Regions from separate parts of the Mus musculus genome. Here region 1 is linked to region 2. Evidence: chromatin loops called from intact Hi-C (ENCODE). Cell type or tissue: gastrocnemius. All regions are shown on one strand. Links, peaks and the distances in the headings refer to the core of each region. The heading gives the core; the rest is flanking DNA. Region 1 has its middle 8.3 kb from the start of Gm20153. Region 2 holds the start of Gm15104 (predicted gene 15104).

What was found. A loop is a pair of places that touch in the nucleus more often than their neighbours do. Peaks named below come from ENCODE experiments on the same cell type or tissue, not always from the same donor. Only the 100,000 strongest peaks of a DNase experiment are listed, where the experiment ranks them.
Region 1: a loop joins it to region 2, with 8 times the contacts of the local background. A loop is called at or near these places in 11 of 42 quality-filtered maps.

Annotation. Positions count from the first base shown.
Region 1 is chrX:150,179,975-150,191,218 of GRCm38, forward strand. No RefSeq gene overlaps it. Among named protein-coding and RNA genes, the nearest start is that of Gm20153, 8.3 kb to the left of the region's middle. In gastrocnemius, for the core only: no CTCF peak of the experiment used is centred there; no DNase peak of the experiment used is centred there.
Region 2 is chrX:150,329,650-150,340,893 of GRCm38, forward strand. It overlaps Gm15104 (predicted gene 15104), which reads right to left and starts at 6,643. Exons shown (of 3, transcript NM_001101501.2): 1 at 6,195-6,643; 2 at 3,344-3,482. In gastrocnemius, for the core only: no CTCF peak of the experiment used is centred there; no DNase peak of the experiment used is centred there.

The DNA of each region.
Region 1 (11,244 bases), core at 1,773-9,772, 150 kb before region 2:
ATTCCTTCCTAACCCTATATTTGCTCCCATTGAGGCTGCAGGCCCAGATGAAGTCATTGTCCTCAACCTCAAGCCTTGTATTCTAGGAAGAGGAGAGCCTCACAGCACAAGCACTCATCCACACACTTGAGGCCAGTGATCCACAATGACAAGGCTGTGCATCTCAAAGGAGCCTGGTCCACGTCAAGTGCCTTTGGAATTCTAATTAAATCTGCAGTTGCTCTTACAATTTCAGACCTGAAAAGACAATCTGATCTTCAGGTCAGGCCAGGATGTCTCACATGTGGTTAGACCTTGGCTGCTTTCCCAAGTTATTAATCTCTTTAAACTTAAAGTTTAAGGCAGAACAATGACACCTGGCCAAGAAACCTTTATATCTTTCTCTTCCCAATATGACCTGGATCTCTCTCTCTGTTTCTCTCTCTGTCTCTCTGTCTCTGTCTCTGTCTCTCTCTCTCTTTCTCATCTCTTCAAGTGGTACTGAGCTGTGTAGCTGAGCCTAGAAGTGGTTGTTTCTGTAGTGTTTACTCTAAACTCTGGTGACAGTAGGGATGGGTGTATCTCCATGCCTCCCATCCAAAGCTACAGGATGAAGACTGGAGTTCATTCTCAAAGTATCAATTAGTTCTAACATATGGACCACCAGGTAGCTACCTACCCAGTATATTCTCTCAAACATACCATTGTTAAATGTACCCCACAACCCAAAGTTCTTTGGACTAGTTAGGCCAGGAGAATGTTTCTTGGATTTGGACATTCACATGACTTTTTTTTTCTCAAAAGCTTGTGACATAAGAGAAAACAAGTAGTGTGATTGCAGGCTTTCTCTTCCCTGTGTGTCCCCTTGACTCATTCTTTAACTCTCTTCTCCAGCCCTGGAATACCAAACAAGCTGCAACCTTCCTTTCCCCTGGGAAGATCCCAGAGATCATTACCTCCTAGTCTCCCTCATCCCACTGGTGGATGTGTCTCGACCTCCATCTCCAGCAGGCTCTGCTAAACCATAAGTGGCACTTGCCAGAAAACCCAGTATCGAATGGACTGATCAGAGACCTTTTCCACTCTGTTCCAAAGATGAGACTGAATCTTCCAGGATCATAGCCAGCTCTGCTACAGAACACAGGTTCTAGTCTCCCCTGGTCTTCATAACCCTATCTGCTGCTGATCTCACCATGCATTGCCTCTTAACTTCAGTCCCCACTTGCCCAAACCTGAACTCTAGCAGTCACTTCCCGATAAGCCAAAGGCAGCAATAAGAAGGCCCACAACTCTACTACTGATCTTGAGATCCAATGCCAACAGTCTATTCCATGGCTCTGTAGAAGGAAACCTGATGTATCTGCTTTCTCTATCTAACCCCATGCCCAGTGGATCATAGATTCATTCATTCCCCTACATTACCTTCCCCAACTCTTCTCTATACCCCAGCTTCCAGACAAAGCAGGCATCCCCTTTGAACATAACAGATGATCAGATTAAGAAAATAAGCAACACATAGCCACCACACTTGCTGAAAATCCAGAGAGAAAACTGAAAGCAAAGAACAAAACACCTGATCAATTACAAAAAAAGCAGATAGCAGCCTCAACAATTACAATTTTCCCAGTGCCAGCCTATGGATCAAAAAAGGGGTCCGGTGTCCTATCAGGGCTAAGGCCTCTGGGCTAGGCGAAAGCAGAGAGTTTGACTGTGTGCCCTACCACAAAAACCCCAGGTAGACGTCGGGTTGTGAGAAGACACAGGAATCAGGGTTGGGAAAGGTACAGTCTGAAGTCCCCATGGACATGCAAGAGTCAGTCTCAGAATCTCGGGCACCAGGGATGCAGCTGGGTACCAGGGAGCACTGGTTCTGGGATCACTGGGCTGGAAGGAGACCAGAGGCATCAGGTTCTCAGTCTTGGACATCACAGACACCATGAATGTTGGGGAAGACCTGAGAATGAAGTAGGAGGGCACTGGTTGGCCCTGAACATTTCCCAAAGGGAAAGGGACAGGGAGGAGAGAGCTCCAGCTGAGTCATGTGACTTGGTTGCTGGTGGGTTGTTTTGGTGGCAGCTATAGCTGGAGGGTAGGAAGGCCACAGGCAGGAGGTTAGATGAGGCTCATTAAGGGAAGACCTGCTACATTGCTCCAGCAGGGCAGATTCCAACGAGAAGAGAAGGTCCATCGTTTTAAGGCATTTATTGTAGAAAGGCAGAGATATGGAGAGAGTAGAGAAGCAGAGGTGACGTAGGGAGGAAAGGAAGGAAAAAACAGAGAGATGGGGAGCAAGGGACCAGGGTAAAAAGATTAAGAGCAAGAGAATAAGAGAGGGAGCCAAAGGCAAACATCCCCTTTCATAGTGGTTCAGGCCTACCTAGGTGACTAGGGAGTGGGTGTAACTGTGGATGTGGAGTTCAGACAGAATACCAGGAGTTTGGATCATTGCCTACACAACTGATGGCCACACACCTCTCTGCTTAGGGTGGATAAGCTGTGGGAGGCTGTAGTTGCAACAGGAACCAGGGTCCCAGGAGGAATGGCTGGACACCTGCTATCACTTAGGGTCACCAGGTTCAAGGCCTGTGCTGAACAGGAACCAGGCTGTCAATGCGCAGCTCACCATAGACACCAGCCAGATGTGGAGACACCAGGGTAAAAACGAAATGAGCAACACTGAGCGTGGTATGTCTCCATTTGAGCCCAGCTATCCTACCACAGGAGGCCCTGATATCCCAAAGACCTGAAGCACAAGAAAATACCTTAAAACTGCCTTTGTTGGTGTGATAGGAGTCCTTGAAGAGGCAATGCAAAAATACCTTTACAAATCTAGGAAAATATCAACAGTGGAAGAAAATGTTTAGAACTGCTTAAAACCTAAACTAGGAAATAGAATCAGTGAGGAAAATTCAAACCGATGAAATTGTAAAAATGAAAAATATAGGAATTGAAACACCAAGCTTCATTAACAGAATATAAGAAATATAAGAGAGAACTTCTGGTGTCAAAGACACACTAGCAAATATGTACATCAGTCAAAGAAAATGTTAAATCTAAAAATAAGCTCCTGACATGAAACATCCAGGAAATCTGAGACACTATGAAGACATCAAACCTGTAAATAATGGGTAAAGAGGAGGAAGAAGAAAGCCAGGGCAAAGGCCCAGAAACTTTTTTCCACAAAATAGAAGAAAATTTCCTTAAGCTAAAAATGGTGAGGCCTATAAAGTTACAAGACACATATATTTCCACCAGAACATAATAATAACCTAGGGAAAAAACAATGGTTTAGACATGAAACTTTTTAAAAGATATTTTCTTTATTTCTATTTCAAATGTTATCCCCTTTCCTAGTTTCCCCTCTGAAAATCCCCTATCCCCTGCCTAAAGCCTCTGATCCCCAACCCATCCACTCCCATTCCTGGTCCTAGAACTCCCTTATACTGGGGCATAGAGCCTTCACAGGACCAAGAGCTTCTCCTCCCATTGATGACCGACTAGACCATCCTCTTCTACAAATACAGCTACAGCCACAAGTTCCACCATGTATTTTCTTTGATTGGTGGTATAGTTCCAAGGAGTTATGAGGGTACCAATTAGTTCATATTGATGTTCCTTCTATGGGGCTTCACACCCCTTTAGCTCCCTGGGTATTTCTCTGGCTCATTTATTGGGGACCTTGTGCTCTGTCCAATGTATGACTATGAGCATCCACTTCTGTATTTGCCAGGAACTGTCAGAGCCTCAAAGGAGACAGGTATATCAGGCTCCTGGCAGCAGGCTCTTGTTGGCATCTACCAAGGCTCTCGGTTGGTGGTGTTTATAGAATGGATCCCCAAGCGGGGCAGCCTCTGGATGGTTGTTTCTTCAGGATCTGCTCTGGACTTTGTCTCTATAACTCCTTCCATGAGTATTTTGTTCCCCATTCTAAGAAGGAAGGAAGTATCCACACTTTCTTCTTCCTTCTTCTTGAATTTCATGTGTTTTGGAAATTGTACCTTGGATATTCTAAGTATTTGGGCTAATATCAACTTATCAGTGATTCCATATCATGTGTGTTCTTTTGAGACTGGGTTACCTCACTCAGGATGATATACTCCAGATCCATCCATTTAGCTAAGAATTTCATGAATTCATTGTTTTTATTAGCTGAATAATACTCTAATGTGTAAATGTACCACATTCTCTGTATCCATTCTTCTGTTTAGTCACATCTGGGTTCTTTTCAGCTTCTGGTGGTTATAAATAAGGATGCCATGAACATAGTGGAAGATGTGTCCCTATTACATGTTGGAGCATATTCTGGGTATATGGCCAGGAGAGGTAATGCTGGATCTTCCTATAGTACTATGTCGAATTTTTTGAGGAACCACCAAATTGATTTTCAGATTGGATGTACCAGCTTAGAACCCTACTAGCAATGGAGAAGTGTTCCTCTTTCTCCACATGCTCACCAGCATATGCTGTCACCTGAATTTTTGATCTTAGCCATTCTGACTGGTGTGCAGTAGAATCTCAGGGTTGTTTTGATTTGCATTTCCCTGATGATTAAGGATGTTGAACATTTTTTCAGGTGCTTCACAGCCATTTTGTACTCCTCAGATGAGAATTTTTGTTTAGCTCTGTACTCCATTTTTTAATAGGCTTATTTGATTTTCTGGAGTCCATCTTCTTAAGTCTTTATATATATTGGATATTATTCCCGTATCTGATTTATGATTGGTAAAGTTCCTCTCCAAATGTTTTGGTGGCCTTTTTGTCTTATTTAGAGTGTATATTCCCTTACAAAAGCTTTGCAGTTTTATGACATCCCATTTGATGATTATCGATCTTACAGCACAAGTCATTGCTGTTCTGTTCAGGAATTTTTCCTCTGTGCCCGTATCTTCTAGGTTTTTCCCCACTTTCTCCTCTATAAGTTTCAGCGACTCTGATATTATGTGGAGTTCCTTGATCCACTTAGACTAGAATTTTGTACAAGGAGATAAGAACGGATTAATTCTCATTATTCTATGTGATTATCACCAGTTGTGCCAGCACCATTTGTTGACAATGCTGTCTTTTTTCCACTACATAGTTTTAGCTCCCTTGTCAAAGATCAAGTGACCATAGGTGTGTGGGTTCATTTATGGGTCTCCAGTTCTATTCCATTGATCTTCCTGTCTTTCGTTGTACCAGTACCATGCAGTTTTTTATCACAATTACTCTGTAGTACAGCTGTAGGTCAGGCATAGTGATTCCACAAGAGGTTCTTCTATTGTTGAGAATAGTTTTTACTATCGTTGTTTTTTATATTTATCCAGATGAATTTACAAACTGCAGATTCTAACTCTGTGAAAAATTGAGTTGGGATTTTGATGGGGATTGCATTGAATCTGTAGATTGCTTTTGGAAAGATAGCCATTTTTACTATATTAATCCTGCCAATCCCTGAGCATGGGAGATCTTTCCATCTTCTGAGGTCATCTTCAATTACTTTCTTCAGAGATTTGAAGAGCCTATCATAGAGATCTTTTACTTCCTAAGTTAGAGTCACAGTCAGGTATTTTATATTATATGTGATTATTGTGAAGGGGTTTTCCCCCTAATTTCTTTCTCACCCTGTTTATTCTTAGTGTAGAGAAAGGCCACTTATTTCTTTGAGTTAATTTTATAACCACCTACTTTACTGAAGCTGTTTATCTGGATTAGGACTTCTCTGGTGAAATTTTTGGCATCACTTATATATACCAACATATCATCTGCAAATAGTGATATTTTCACTTCTTCCTTTCCAATTTGTATCCCATTGACCTCCTTTTGTTGTCTAAATGCTGTGGCAAGGACTTCGTGTAGTATATTGAATAAGTAGGGAGAAAGTAGACAGCTTTGTCTAGTCCCTGATTTTAGAGGGATTGCTACAGCTTTTCTCCATTTAGTTTGATGTTGGCTACTGATTTGCTGTATATTGCTTTTATTATGTTTAGGTATGGGCCTTGAATTCCTGATCTTTCCAAGACTTTTATGATGAATGGGTGTTGGATTTTGTCAAATGATTTCTCAGCATCTAACAAGAGGATCATGTGGTTTTTTATTTTGAGTTTGTTCATATATTGTATTAGGTTGATGGATTTCTGTATATTAAATCATCCCTGCATCCCTGGGATGAAGACTAAGTGATCATGATGGATGATCGTTTTATTGTGTTTTTGGATTCGGTTTGCGAGAATTTTATTGAGTATTTTTGCATCAATATTGTTAAGGAAAATTGGTCTGAAGTTCTCTTTGTTTGTTGGGTCTTTATGTGGTTTAGGTATCAGAATAATTGTGGCTTAATAGAATGAATTGGGTATAGGACCTTCTGTTTCTATTTTGTGAAATAGTTTGAGGAGAATTGGAATTAGGTCTTCTCTGAAATTCTGATAATAGAACTCTCCACTAAACACATCTGGTCCTGGGAGGTTTTTTTTTTTGTTGTTGTTGTTGTTGTTTTGTTTTCTTTGTATTTTTGTTTTTGTTTTTTTTTTTGTTTTTGTTTTTTTGTTTGGGAGACTGTTAATGACTATGTCTATATCTTTAGGGGATATGGAATGTTTAGGTCATTATTCTGACCCTGATTTAAACTTCGTAACTGGTATCTGTCTTGAAATTTGTCCATTTCATCCAGGTTTTCCAGTTTTGTTGAGTATAGCCTTTAGTAGTAGTATATGATGATGTTTTGTATTTCTTCATACTCTGTTGTTATGTCTCCCTTTTCATTTCTGATTTTGTTAATTAGGATATTGTCCCTGTGCCCTCTACTTAGTCTGGCTAACAGTTTATTTATCTTGTTGATTTTTTCAAGGAACCAGCTCCTTTTTTGTTTGATTCTTTGGTTAGTTCTTTTTGTTTCCAATTGATTGATTTCATTCCTTTGATTGATTATTTCCTGCCTCTTGGGTGAGTTGGCTTGGGTGAAGTTGCTAGTTTATGCTCTCTCTAGATATTTTTTCCTTTTTTTCTTTCTTTCTTTCTTTCTTTGTTTCTTTCTTTCTTTTTTTTTTTTTTTGGCACTCAGAGCTATGAGTTTCCTCTTAGAAATGCTTTTATTGTGTCCTACTAGTTTGGGTATGTTGTATCTTCATTTTCCTTAAAGTCTAAAAAGTCTTTAATTTCTTTATTTCTTCCTTGACTAAGATATCATTGAGTATTGTTCAGCTTCCACGTGAATGTTGGCTTTCTTTTATTTATGTAGTTATTGAAGAACAGCCTTAGTCCGTGGTGATCTTATACGATGCATGGGACAATTTCAGTATTTTTGTATCTGTTGAGTACTATTTTGTGACCAATTATATAGTCAGTTTTTGAAAAGGTACCATGAGGACCTGGGGCACAAGCCCCTTCCGCTCCACTCGAGCCCCGAGGTACCTTGCCAGCAGAGTCGCCCAACACCTGCAAGGGCCCACACAGGATTCCCCACGGGATGCTCAGACCTCTAGTGAGTGGAACACAACTTATGCCAGGAGTCCAGTTCAAACACCAGATATCAGGGTACCTTCCCTGCAAGAAAAGAGCTTGCCTGCAGAGAATACTCTGCCCACTGAAACTAAGGAGAGTGCTACCCTCCCAGGTCTGCTTATAGAGGCTAACAGAGTCACCTAAAGAAAAAGCTCTTAACAGAGACGACTATAACAGCTAGCTTCAGAGATTACCAGATGGCGAAAGGCAAACATAAGAATCCTACTAACAGAAATCAAGACCACTCACCATCATCAGAACGCAGCACTCCCACCCCACCTAGTCCTGGACACCCCAACACAACCGAAAATCTAGATCCAGATTTAAAAACATTTCTCATGATGATGATAGAGGACATCAAGAAGGACTTTCATAAGTCACTTAAAGAATTACAGGAGAGCACTGCTAAAGAGTTACAGGCCCTTAAAGAAAAGCAGGAAAACACAGCCAAACAGGTAAAAGTCCTTAAAGATAAACAGGAAAACACATCCAAACAGGTGATTGAAATGAACAAAACCATACTAGAACTAAAAAAGGAAGTAGAAACAATAAAGAAAACCCAAAGCGAGGCAACGCTGGAGATAGAAACCCTAGGAAAGAGATCTGGAACCATAGATGCGAGCATCAGCAACAAAATACAAGAAATGGAAGAGAGAATCTCAGGTGCAGAAGATTCCATAGAGAACATCGACACAACAATCAAAGAAAATACAAAATGCAAAAGGATCCTAACTCAAAACATCCAGGAAATCCAGGACACAATGAGAAGACCAAACCTACGGATAATAGGAATTGATGAGAATGAAGATTTTCAACTTAAAGGGCCAGCTAATATCTTCAACAAAACAATAGAAGAAAACTTCCCAAACATAAAGAAAGAGATGCCCATGATCATACAAGAAGCCTACAGAACTCCAAATAGACTGGACCAGAAAAGAAAATCCTCCTGACACATAATAATCAGAACAACAAATGCACTAAATAAAGATAGAATATTAAAAGCAGTAAGGGAGAAAGGTCAAGTAACATATAAAGGAAGGCCTATCAGAATTACACCAGACTTTTCACAAGAGACTATGAAAGCCAGAAGAGCCTGGACAGATGTTATACAGACACTACGAGAACACAAATGCCAACCCAGGCTACTATACCGGCCAAACTCTCAATTACCATAGATGGAGAAACCAAAGTATTCCACGACAAAACCAAATTCACAAAATATCTTTCCACGAATCCAGCCCTTCAAAGGATAGTAACAGAAAAGAAACAATACAAGGACAAAAATCACGCCCTAGAACAAGCAAGAAAGTAATACCTCAACAAACCAAAAAGAAGACAGCCACAAGAACAGAATGCCAACTCTAACAACAAAAATAAAAGGAAGCAACAATTACTTTTCCTAAATATCTCTTAATATCAATGGACTCAATTCCCAAATAAAAAGACTTAGACTAACAGACTGGCTAAATAGACAGGACCCAAATTTCTGCTGCTTACAGGAAACCCACCTCAGGGAAAAAGACAGACACTACCTCAGAGTGAAAGGCTGGAAAAAAATTTTCCAAGCAAATGGACTGAAGAAACAAGCTGGAGTAGCCAATCTAATATCGGATAAAATCGACTTCCAACCCAAAGTTATCAAAAAAGAAAAGGAGGGACACTTCATACTCATCAAAGGTAAAATCCTCCAAGAGGAACTCTCAATTCTGAATATCTATGCTCCAAATGCAAGGGCAGCCACATTCATTAAAGACACTTTAGTAAAGCTCAAAGCACACATTGCACCTCACACAATAATAGTGGGAGACTTCAACACACCACTTTCATCAATGGACAGATCGTGGAAAGAGAAACTAAACAGGGACACAGTGAAACTAACAGAAGTTATGAAACAAATGGACCTGACAGATATCTACAGAACATTTTATCCTAAAACAAAAGGATATACCTTCATCTCAGCACCTCACGGGACCTTCTCCAAAACTGACCATATAATTGGTCACAAAACAGGCCTCAACAGATACAAAAATATTGAAATTGTCCCATGCATCTTTTCAGACCACCATGGACTAAGGCTTATCTTCAATACCAACATAAATAATGGAAAGCCAACATTCACGTGGAAACTAAACAACACTCTTTCAATGATATCTTGGTCAAGGAAGGAATAACGAAAGAAATTAAAGACTTTTTAGAGTTTAATGAAAATGAAGCCACATCATACCCAAACCTATTGGACACAATGAAAGCATTTCTAAGAGGGAAATTCATAGCTCTGAGTGCCTCCAAGAAGAAACAGGAGAGAGCACATACTAGCAGCTTGACAACACATCTAAAAGCTCTAGAAAAAAGGAAGCAAATTCACCCAAGAGGAGTAGACAGCAGGAAATAATCAAACTCAGGGGTGAAATAAACCAAGTGGAAACAAGAAGAACTATTCAAAGAATTAACCAAACAAGGACTTGGTTCTTTGAGAAAATCAACAAGATAGACAAACCCTTAGCTAGACTCACTAAAGGGCACAGGGACAAAATCCTAATTAACAAAATCAGAAATGAAAAGGGAGACATAACAACAGATTCTGAAGAAATCCAAAACACCATCAGATCCTTCTACAGAAGGCTATACTTAACAAAACTGGAAAACCTGGATGAAATGGACAAATTTCTGGACAGATACCAGGTACCAAAGTTGAATCAGGATCAAGTTGACCATCTAAACAGTCCCATATCACCTAAAGAAATAGAAGCAGTTATTAATAGTCTCCCAGCCAAAAAAAGCCCAGGACCAGACGGGTTTAGTGCAGAGTTCTATCAGACCTTCAAAGAAGATCTAATTCCAGTTCTGCACAAACTATGTCACAAAATAGAAGTAGAAGGTACTCTACCCAACTCATTTTATGAAGCCACTATTACTCTGATACCTGAACCACAGAAAGATCCAACAAAGATAGAGAACTTCAGACCAATTTCTCTTATGAATATCGATGCAAAAATCCTCAATAAAATTCTCGCTAACCGAATCCAAGAACACATTAAAGCAATCATCCATCCTGACCAAGTAGGTTTTATTCCAGGGATGCAGGGATGGTTTAATATACGAAAATCCATCAATGTAATCCATTATATAAACAAACTCAAAGAAAAAAAACCACATGATCATCTTGTTAGATGCAGAAAAAGCATCTGACAAGATCCAACACCCATTCATGATAAAAGTTTTGGAAAGATCAGGAATTCAAGGCCCATACCTAAACATGATAAAAGCAACCTACAGCAAACCAGTAGCCAACATCAAAGTAAATGGAGAGAAGCTGGAAGCAATCCCACTAAAATCAGGGACTAGACAAGGCTGCCCACTTTCTCCCTACCGTTTCAACATAGTACTTGAAGTATTAGCCAGAGCAATTCGACAACAAAAGGAGATCAAGGGGATACAAATGGGAAAAGAGGAAGTCAAAATATCACTTTTTGCAGATGATATGATAGTATATATATAAGTGACCCTAAAAATTCCACCAGAGAACTCCTAAACCTGATAAACAGCTTTGGTGAAGTAGCTGGATATAAAATTAACTCAAACAAGTCAATGGCCTTTCTCTACACAAAGAATAAACAGGCTGAGAAAGAAATTAGGGAAACAACACCCTTCTCAATAGTCACAAATAATATAAAATATCTCGGCGTGACTCTAACTAAGGAAGTGAAAGATCTGTATGATAAAAACTTCAAGACTCTGAAGAAAGAAATTAAAGAAGATCTCAGAAGATGGAAAGATCTCCCATGCTCA
Region 2 (11,244 bases), core at 1,140-9,139:
TACTACTCAGCTATTAAAAAGAATGAATTTATGAAATTCCTAGCCAAATGGATGGACCTGGAGGGCATCATCCTGAGTGAGGTAACACATTCACAAAGGAACTCACACAATATGTACTCACTGATAAGTGGATATTAGCCCAAAACCTAGGATACCCAAGATATAAGATACAATTTGCTAAACACATGAAACTCAAGAAGAATGAAGACTGAAGTGTGGACACTATGCCCCTCCTTATAAGTGGGAACAAAACACCCATGGAAGGAGTTACAGAGACAACGTTTGGAGCTGAGACGAAAGGATGGACCATGTAGAGACTGCCATATCCAGGGATCCACCCCATAATCAGCTTCCAAACACTGACACCATTGCATACACTAGCAAGATTTTATCGAAAGGACCCAGATATAGCCGGGGCCTAGCAAACACAGAAGTGGATGCTCACAGTCAACTATTAGATGGATCACAGGGCTCCCAATGGAGGAGCTGGAGAAAGTACCCAAGGAGCTAAAGGGATCTGCAACCCTATAGGTGGAACAACATTATGAACTAACCAGTACCCCGGAGCTCTTGACTCTAGCTGCATATGTATCAAAAGATGGCCTAGTCGGCCATCACTGGAAAGAGAGGCCCATTGGGCATGCAAACTGTATATGCCCCAGTACAGGGGAATGCCAGGGCCAAAAAAAACAAAAAAAACAAAATGGGAATAAGTGGGTAGGGAAGTGGGGGGGAGGGTATGGGGGACTTTTGGGATAGCATTGGAAATGTAATTGAGGAAAATATGTAATAAAAATAAATTAATTAATTAAAAAAAAAGAAATGTGCTCAGAATCTCCTTTCCCTGGGCAGGACTGATCCAGGCTGGGTAAGATCAAGGACATGCATGAGTGTGACAGAGGTAATCGACAGAACTGCCATCAAATCTAGATCTTGAAGATGGTATAATCAAACACTCAGGAGACTGCTTCCACCAGGATTTGTTTTCAGATCAATTGACTGTGGGATATCAAGTGAGAAATTTGGGCTCTGAAGATCACATCTTTAGCAAAGCAGGACACAATGGAGAGGAGGACAAGTAGGTGTGTATATGATGGGAAATATGGATAGACTCATTGGGAGCAGACCCTGAAACTTCATCAGGGCAAGACCAGGATGAATCCTCTCCCATCCAACCATTGTACAGCAAATGTTCTGCCCGTTACCTGAACTTGTTTATAGGAAAAAGAAAGGATGAAGGGGAATCCCTAAGAAAGTCAAACTAGAAAACTTGTCACAAACAGAAGAGGATATGGCTGTGTCTGACAGTAAGCTAACTACCACGAGTTACTCCCAAGACCTACCTGTTGATGAAAATATTCACAGAGAGCACAGGTGGCAACCCATACACAAACACCCCCACTGCACAAGAATCTGAGGACTATTCTGAGTGAACACCTATGAACGACATTTCTTTTAGTAGCCATGAGGATGTTTGAGAGCAGAGAAACATAATACAAAAATGAAGCCTGGAATCAGCTATTCCCCATAACACCACAGAATTCTGTGGTCACTAACTCACCTACAAAGACTAGCATGCTCCACAAACAGTATACCTTAGGCCATGCTTCAAAAGTACAAAGAAACTCTCAAGAGACGAGGAATAACCCACCGTGTTTGCAGACAACCTATGCAGGAGCTAACGTCTCTCCTGTAGCAGATCTGTCCCTCAAAGCAGAGCTGTCTGTCCAACCATAAAACATCCCACTTTCAGACCACATGTGATTTATTGTTGTTCACGTTTGTCAAGGTGACATGTTTCTCCTACCTTGTAGATTTCTGCCCTTTGGTGTAGTTCATCTACTTCAAAGTGAGGAGGGCTAGTGAACCTTTTCCCTTTAGGAGACCTTCCCTTCTTTCCCAATTGCAGGTGAAACTTGTGTCATCTGTACTGCACAAGATTCATGCCTAATCTCACATTTCAAGTAGAGTCCACCTGCTTTCATGGGGTATGGATCTGATGCTCTCCTTCTCACCCTTACTCTCAAGAGAAATACATGAAAACATGAGATGACAGTCACTACTATGCGAGGGGGAAAGAGGGGTTTCAAAGATTTAATTAGATGATTCTGGAGTTGCCAATCTGTATAATTCTGATTTTCTCTGTATTCCTTTGCGAGACTATTAAATGTCCCTTTTCTGTATCTAAAGAGCCTGCAGGCCCTGCTGTGTGAGTGAAAAAGAGAGCACACTCTCTAGCCTCTCTCCTCATTGGAGGCAATACCAAGATATAGCTTTCACTGATGGTGTCTGTTGAGCACAACCAAAATTTACTACCAGGTCCCTCTCCTTGGAGGTCTCAGGTACAACATTAGTGGGGCCTGAAAGGATGTTGAGAGACTACCTACTGAGTTAGTACCCCACTTCTCCCCCTCTTTCTCATCTTTTCTTTGTTTTCTCTTTCCTTTATGACTTTTCTTCTCTTTTAGTTCTTTTCTCCTTTCTTCTTTTTCACTTGTCTTTTTATGTTCCTCTCTTGATCCCTCTATACCTCCTTACCTCTCCCATCATCCCTCCTTACCTCTCCCTCCCTCTATCTATCTCTGTCCCTCCCTCCCTCCCTTCCTCACTTCTTTCTTTCCTTCGGTTTCCCAGATAGCATTTTTCTGCATGTCCTGGTTGCCCAGGAGCTCACTTAGTAGATCCAGGCTGGCCTCAAAATCACAGACTTCTGCTTGCCTCTGCCTCTCAAGTGCTACCAGTTCTGAGTTCACATTACTTGAGTTTTTGTTTCAGCTGTGCCATTTGTAAACATGTGTCTACACCTTAGCTGTGCCATTGTATCTGTGTCTATGCACCACCATTTTTGACCTTGGATCTATGTTCCAGCTCCACCATTTGGAAGCATACATCTATCTGTGTCCAAGCCCTACCATTTATGAGCTTGTGTGTATGTCCCAGCTCACCATTTGTGAACTTGTGTCTATGCCATAGACCCAGAATGTTGGAGGACCTGCTGTGCTGCTTCTATCAGCACTGCAGTCATTTTGTGAAGCGGGGAGGGTCCCTAAGGGCCCCACATTGGAAGAATTCTTTGTGATAGTTGAGTGAAATTTGAAGCTCAACCACTTTGGACAGAGCCTGACACATACTAGAATCAAGAGATTTGCCTTTGCTCCTGGCAACTTCTGTCTGTGCAGAACACCCACACTGCCAGAGTCCTCTGTTTAAACTCAGAGCTATGAATCTGAAGGATTGAAAGGTCATCATCCTCTTCCTGCCCTCCAAAAGTGCCCTGAATTTCCATTCAGAATCATGGTCATTCTCACACTCTATGTTCAGGTCAGAACAAAGGTACACCTACCTCTTTGTGGGTCTTTCTCAATTATTTTGGCTGAAATGGTTGTCTAGGTATGTCTAGTAACAATGATTTCTTCAGAGTGCTTCTTATATTTCTTATTGGGAGGTGTTTGGAGTGACCGGTTGATACCTTTCAGAGGGCTCTGTAGGGAAATCAGAGTTAAACATTTTCTATGAATGCTACAACCCATCCATTGCTAAGGTATGCACTGAGTATGTGAGAAAAGTTTCCCTGTATCCAGTCACAAGCCTGGTGCACCCTAGTCCTCAGGAGAGTCTCTTCTTAGCACTTCTTGGGTGCAAGGCTCAGATTGGGGCCTGTGACCATATTTCTATACCAGGAAATGTCCCTATGAGATGAAGGTCTTGGAAATATGAATTGTGTATGTGCACCATCCCCATGTGCTACTTGACAAAGAACATGCCAGAGAGACACTTAACTCCCACACGTTGGGGTGGGGGAAGGGGTGCATTATAGAATTCTGTCTGCTGAAGTACAGACTTTTACCCTGGGGATGTAAGCAATTGTCACTCTCAGACTTTACTCATCTCTTTTCATTCACAATGATGGATATCTCTGTTCTTGTCCCACTCTACCCTTGTACATTCCTTACCTTCTCTTAGTATCTACTTAAGGAGCCTCTGGCCATATGTGAGATTCCATACTTCCTCCATATGGTGGGCACCTTGCCCTACACCTGCCATGGACTAAACATGGATGTTCTCCCTGAGGGTTAATACCCATCCTGCAAAATCCTATCCACATACAACCTTCAACTGGAAATCCAGAGCTCCCATAATGCCAAAAATCTCCTACCATTTGAGTTCATCAAATGCACAATGTGAACATGCACAAGAAAATGATGTCTCCTGGGTTTTCCTATATGTGCATTTCAGCTGCTGGACTCAGTTTAAAAAACTGCTTGACTCGATGCAGACTCCCACAGCCAAACACTGGGCACAGAAAGAGCCGCACTTGAAGATCTCAATTGGATTCCTCCCTTTGGAGCTCAGAGATGACAAGCTAAGAAGGAGAGACAGGATCTTAGGAGCCAGAGGAGTCAAGGACACTAAGAAAACCCACCCACAGAATTAACTAAGCAGGGCTCACAGGGGCTCACACAGATCAAAATGACAATCAGGAAGTCTGTATGGGTCAGGGCTTGGTCCTCTGAAAATGTAGATGTCAACTTTGTGATCTTGTGAGAGCCCTCAAACTGGGAGTGAAGGTGTCTCAGACTCTTTCCCTTGAGCTTGGGACTGCTTCCCTCCTACTGTGTTGTCTCTTCCAGCTGTGAGAAGGTTTGTTCCTGTTCATATGAATCTTGTTGTGCCATGTTCAGTTGATATCCCTGGGTGACCTGCTATATTCTCAGCCAGTACAGAGGAGGAGTAGACATAGGAGAGGGAGGAGGATGACCTGGGAGGAGGTGATTGAGGAATAAACAAGGTCCTGATGTATTCTTTGGAAGGAGAAGAGAGAAATAAATAGAAAAACAAAAAATGCTCACTAACATCTTGTATCTTTCTTAATTTCCCTTCTTACTTTCTCCATCACTACTAACTTGCTGATGAGGCCAGATAAAACTGGGAACACCTGTATGCTTTGTAATGTGGTTAGAATCTCTAATATCTTCACAAATCTAGTTGCCATCTCCCATACCAATGCATATGTCTGGTTAGCCAAGATATAGCAATCACTATTTATTGTGGACAATCTTGTTTAATCAATAGCCATAACAAGGATGTGAACACGTGCTTTCTAAATCCTCTGGCCATAACTTAAGCCTTCCAGGGCAAAGAGTATCTGATAGATTATGTCCAGGAAAATATACCTTTTCCTGTCCAATTGGTTTTCCATCAGTGCTGTGCCAATCAGCCACCCATACTATGACTTTAGGTCACTAAAATTTATTATATCCTCCTCTCTAAGATTCAGAAGGCCCTTTGGGATAGGCCATACACTCTGCCTTGGGTTAACAGGTCACAAGAAATATATCCTTAGTAAATCTCTTAGTAGAGGAGATCATGAAGAAGCTGACATGCCAGAGCTCACTCTGCCTGGTGTAGGAATTCAGCTCCTCCTACACTGTGGTGTCAGGACCCTGTACCATGCTGCCAAGCAGCTCAGGAGAGGGCTGGAGGGGCTCCCCAAGTTCGCTCCTGTGCTCTGCTTTCAGTCTTCTCCAGCACCCCCTCAATGCATTATCTTTCTGTGATGAGGTCAGGCCAGCTCTTGCTCCATGGTCCAACAGAGGCACTAAAGGGGTGCTCATAGATGTCTCAGTAGTGGCTGGCAGTTGCATTCTCTTCTGCTGACTGTTCTGGGAAAGTCCTGAGATATTTGACCTCTTCTCTAGTCAGTGACCCACATATATGTCTGTGATAGTTCTGATCATTCCTGGTGGACTTTTCTTCCCCAGACTTGGTTTCATTTTTTTTTTGAGAGGGCCTCACTGTGTAACCATAGCTGCCCTGAGCCTTACTGTATAGAACACACTGTCCATTAAATGCCTGCCTCTGTATCTTGATTTCTTGGAGGGCCAATTGTGGCCCATCAGATTTGGATATCTTTTGTGATGGGAGATGTAGTAAGATATGCAGCACAAACTTAGATATGGAGCCTCTATTATCACAGATTCAAATCTAATGGGTTCCCTCTAGCCATACAACCTGTGGAGGTCCAGTTTCTACAACCAGAGAAGGATCAAAGGTTCTCCACAGGGTTTGAGATCATTAGGTCATAGACATATCAGTAGAGAAAGGATACATCTCCTCCTTAGGGAGGCCACACTTACCTGATTAGCAAACATCAAATATGAGCCTGGTCTAGAGGAACCCAATTTTCTCCTCACCTGATTGTAGCAGACCACCTTTCACTGTCTCTGAACCCTGTCCCACACTGCCTGGATGCCGAGTGCTGCTTCAGTTCTTCCTGATACCAGATGTTGTCCAATGGAAGGTGGTCTTGGGAGTAGAGAGATAGCCGAGCTCTCAGAGCTGAGGATCTAGAGACAGTGCTGATAAGCTGGGCCCTCCTGCACAGATCTCTCAGGAACTGGTGTCTGAATGTGGCCAGAGCCTCTGCGGAGAAGTAAGATTCTTGAGAAGACTGGCTTTTTTCCTGCAGGGAGAGGGCAGTTAGAAAAAGTAGGAAAGACCAGGGGTCCCAATGGTGATCAGCTAGTTGCAGTGATGAACCAGCTATTTTTTTGTCTTTTCTTGGGAAATAAGTTCTACTCCTTGATTGAGGACTCAGAGATCATCAGCCCCCCATCCCATTCCCAGCCCAGATGGACAGTGTGGCAAGACTGGGGAAGCCCTGCCCAAGGCTCTGGTGTCTTGCTGGGAGTCATTGTGACAAAAGAAGTGTTTCCATGGTGCTCATTGTGACCTACCAGTACAGGAATGGAGAAACTGTTCATGAACTCTGTACTTGGGATGGTGGTTTAGGAGAAAATGTACATGGTTAAGGGCACTGAAAAGGACAGAGAATCTCTGTGTAATAGGCAGGGACTGCCTTTCTGTAGGAATCCACCACAGAGCACTAATTTCATTTGTTTCTTTTTTCTGCTTCTAAGAGTAACACACTGAAACTGCTCAGTGTTTCTTTCAGGCATCATCAAGCAGATTCAACTCTTAGCTTGCTGCTCAAACAAAGATGTATATCAATATGAATTCCTAGATATGTGTGTGTGTGAGTGTGTGTGTGTGTGTGTGTGTGTGTGTGTGTGAGTTTGTGTGTGTGAGTTTGTCTCTCTCTCTCTCTCTCTCTCTCTCTCTCTCTCTCTCTCTCTCTCTCTCTCTGTGTGTGTGTGTGTGTGTGTGTGTGTGTGAGTGTGTGTGTGTGTGAAGGGCCCATATAGACCAGACCAGCCTCAAACACCCTTTCTCTCCAAGATGCCCTTGATTCTGATCCTCCAGCACCAAGATCCCAAATGCCAGAATTAGAGGCCTGGCCCACCATGGCTGTGTTATATGGTACTGGGGATAAAAGCAAGAACTTCCTGCATGTATCATAGGCATCAGGGTATCAAAGGAAGTGCAGTCCCTGCCTCCAAATGGCTTTGTAGGTATAGAAATCAAGGGTTTCTTCACAAGAGTGCATACATGAATACCACTGTACTATTCCACAGGCTGCAGGGTCCTTGCTTGATCTCCTTTGACCTCCTCCTTAATCCCTTCCTTAGGAAAACAGAACCTTTGAGAAGGCAGGCATCATCTACGAGGGACAACATTACATTGCAACCAACTGATTGCAGCAGCATTAAGGTTATGCTCATTTTCTCCTTACCATTTCTGCTTGGCATCAGGAAGTGGAGCTTGGAGAACTGTGCCATACTGCACTCAGTGGAGGATAGAACAGGCCCTAGAAACTCCGTGCACAGCTAGGCAGGTTAGGTCTTAACTTTTGTGCTGTGCTGTCATCTGCTGTTGACTCCCAGCTCCACATCTGCATCTCCATCTTGGTGATGGTCCTCCGTTTCTAGTCTCCTCCCAGACTACTCTCATCTGACAATCTCACGGACCCTGGACACTATGCATCCACTTGAACTCATGCTCACCAAATATTTGTGAGCATGCATCTTCTCTATTCTCGGTAATTTTTGAAAGCCTCTACCACCTCCCAGACTGTCCCCACAGCCTTAAAATCCTTCACTGTTCCCACAGTCCTTTAGACAACCTGAATGCTATCAAAACCTGCCAATTCTTCTTACCCACTAATGCCCCTCTTCCCCTGTTTCACTCATCTTTGGGCAGGGAGTGAAACACCGGGAAGGCAGCTGCTATGCAGAGACCCCTTCTCAAAATGTTCTTGTCATTGCTACTTGAACAGAGCATGTTAGCATGTGTGGGGTGTGTATTTGAATGGGTATATGTATATATATATGTATATATATATATATATATATATATATATATATATATATACATATGTGTGTGTTTCTGTATCTGTGTGTATATGTATGTATGTATATGTATATATAATGTGTATGTGTGTACATATATGCATACATGTGAATATATATATATATATATACACACACACACACACACACACACACACACAAAATAGTTATCAATGTTTTCTACAGTAGACTAGAAGATCCATGTGCACAGTAGCCTCGAATCCACAGAAAACAGCAGTGGATGGGATGTTGAGTTAACGTTATCCCATTTGAAAAACAGATGTTGATAGGCTGTAGCCAAGTGTTGAGTTACGAAAACAGAATCCATTTTCACAGTATCCATGAAGTTGACCTAAACTGGAAGAAGGACAGAGGGGAAGGATGTGACACATTAGAGGAGTGGTCTGAGAAGGAAGCTTTGCCTTATCTCCACTGAACTATGATAGCACACCATCTCAGCAGTAGCTCTGTGCAAGAAGAGGCTGCTGATTTCAGGGAATGTGTTCCAGGCTCTCAGTGTGAAACGTGCAATGAAGGACCAGTTTCTCCTTTTCAATGTCATGTTTTACCTTTCCCTTAATATTTATGAAAAAGGTGGCAAGGAAACGAGTGAAAAGGGAAGAGGCCAATGTGATTGGAAAGACCAGAGAAACATTCTGCTCATGGAAACCATATCCTCACTAGCTGTCAAGGTTTTCATGACCTGCAGACAGCATACTGACTGTGGGTAAGAGAAAGTGCCACACCTGATGTTTAACACTCTGCTCCAGCAGCTGCGTGCCTGTTCAGTGACATTCCCAGGAAGGAGAGAAGAATCTGTATGACAGGTTCAGAGACACAAGGAGCCCTTACCCATTTCATTCATATCCTCAGTATACAACACATTTGCTCATGGCAGCAAATGTCTCTGCTCCCAGTGGTGGACATTTAAAAAGCTTGCCTGTGACATGTTCACTCACAGTCTGTCATTTTCAAACCACTTACACAAGCCATCTACTTGTGGAGAGGAACATAGAATTTAAAAAAGGAGGTGATGCTGATCCTGTGTTAGCATTGAAGCTCGTTTCCCTAGTCACAGGTAACCCAGAACTTCATGTGCACCAGCATCCTCCTCCTCAGGCTCACTGTCTGTCTTGTGGCCTGGGGTTATAATGGGCACCTAGGAACTACTATGAATTCTAAAGGAAAGAAAAAAAGCATCAAATCCTCACTTGGCTTCTGAACACAATCACAGATAAGGTTGAAAGTCTGGCATCTTGGTATTATTGCCTGTCTGTCTCTCAATCAATGCATCGCTTTATATGTTTCACTTCCTTTGTTTAGACACCTGCCTCCCTCGGTTTATCTAGGATAGCCATTCAGTGACTGCCTGGCTAAAAGACCAATTCCTACCTAACCCTATCTTTGCCACTATTGAGGCTGCAGGCCCAGATGAAGTCATTGTCCTCAACCTCTATGTGTATGCAATACAGCCTTGTATTCTAGGAAGAGGAGAGCCTCATGGCACAAGCACTCATCCACACACTTGAGGCCAGTGATTCACAATGACAAGGCTGTACATCTCACAGGAGCCAGTTACATATCCAATGCCTGTGGCATTCTAATGATGTCTGCAGTTGCTCTTGCAGTTTCAGACCTGAGAAGACAATCTGAGCTTCAATTCCGGCCAGGATGTCTTACATATGTTTAGATCTGGGCTGCTTTCCCCAGTTATTCAGCTCTATAAGCTTAAAGCTGAAGGCAGGGGAATGACCCCATGGCCAGGAAAACTTCCCAATATGACCTGGAGATCTCTCTCTCTCTCTCTCTCTCTCTCTCTCTCTCTCTCTCTCTCTCTCTCTCTCTCTCTCTCTCTGCTCTTCAAGTGGTACTGGGCTGTATAGCTGAGCCTAGACTTTGAAGTGGTTGTTTTTGTAGTGTTTACTCTAAACTCTGATGACATAGGGATGGGTGTATCTCCACACCTCCTATCCAAAGCTACAGGATGAAGACTGGAGTTCATTTTCAAAGTATTAATCAGTTCTAACATAAGGACCACCAGGCAGCTACCTATCCAGTATGTCCTCTCAAACACCCCATTATTAAATGTACCTTACACCTGCCACAACCCAAAGTTCTTTGGACTAGTTAGGCCAGGAGAATATTTCTTGGATTTGGACATTCAAATGCCTTTTTTTTTCCTCAAAAGCTTGTGACATAAAAGAAAACAGGTAGTTTGATTGCAGGCTTTCTCTTCCCTGTGTGTCCCCTTGACTCATTCTCTAACTATCTCCTCAAGTCCTGGAATACCACACAAGCTTCAACCTTCCTTCCCTCTGGGAGGATCCCACAGATCATTACCTCCTAGTCTCCCTCTCCCCACTGGTGGATGTGTCTCGACCTCCAACTCCAGCAAGCTCTCCTAAATCATAAGTGGCACTTGCCAGAATACACAGTATTGAGTGGACTGCCCACAGACCTTTTCCACTCTGTTCCTAAGACATGAGACTGAATCTTCTAGGATCATAGCCAGCTCTGGTACAAAACACAGGTTCTAGTTTCCCCTGGTCTTCATAACCCTATCTGCTGCTGATCTCACCATGCATCTCCTCTTTACCTCATTCCCCACTTGCTGCTTTGTCCCAAACCTCAACTCTAGCAATCACTTCCTGATAAGCCAACGGCATCAACAAGAAGGCCCACAACTCTAACACTGATCTTAAGATCCAATCCCACCAGTCCCTTTCCTGATTCTGTAGCAAGAAACCTAATGTGTCTGCTTTCCCTATCTGACCCCATGCCCAGTGGATCATAGATACATTCAGTCCCCTACTTTCCCTTCCCCAACTCTTCTCTCTACCCCAGCCTCCAAACAAAGCAGGCATCCCCTGTGAACATACCAGATGAACAGATCAAGAAAATAAACCACACACAGCCACCATACTTCCTGAAAATCCAGAGATAAAACTGAAGCCAAAGAAAAGAACACCCGATCAATTACAAGAAAAGCAGATAG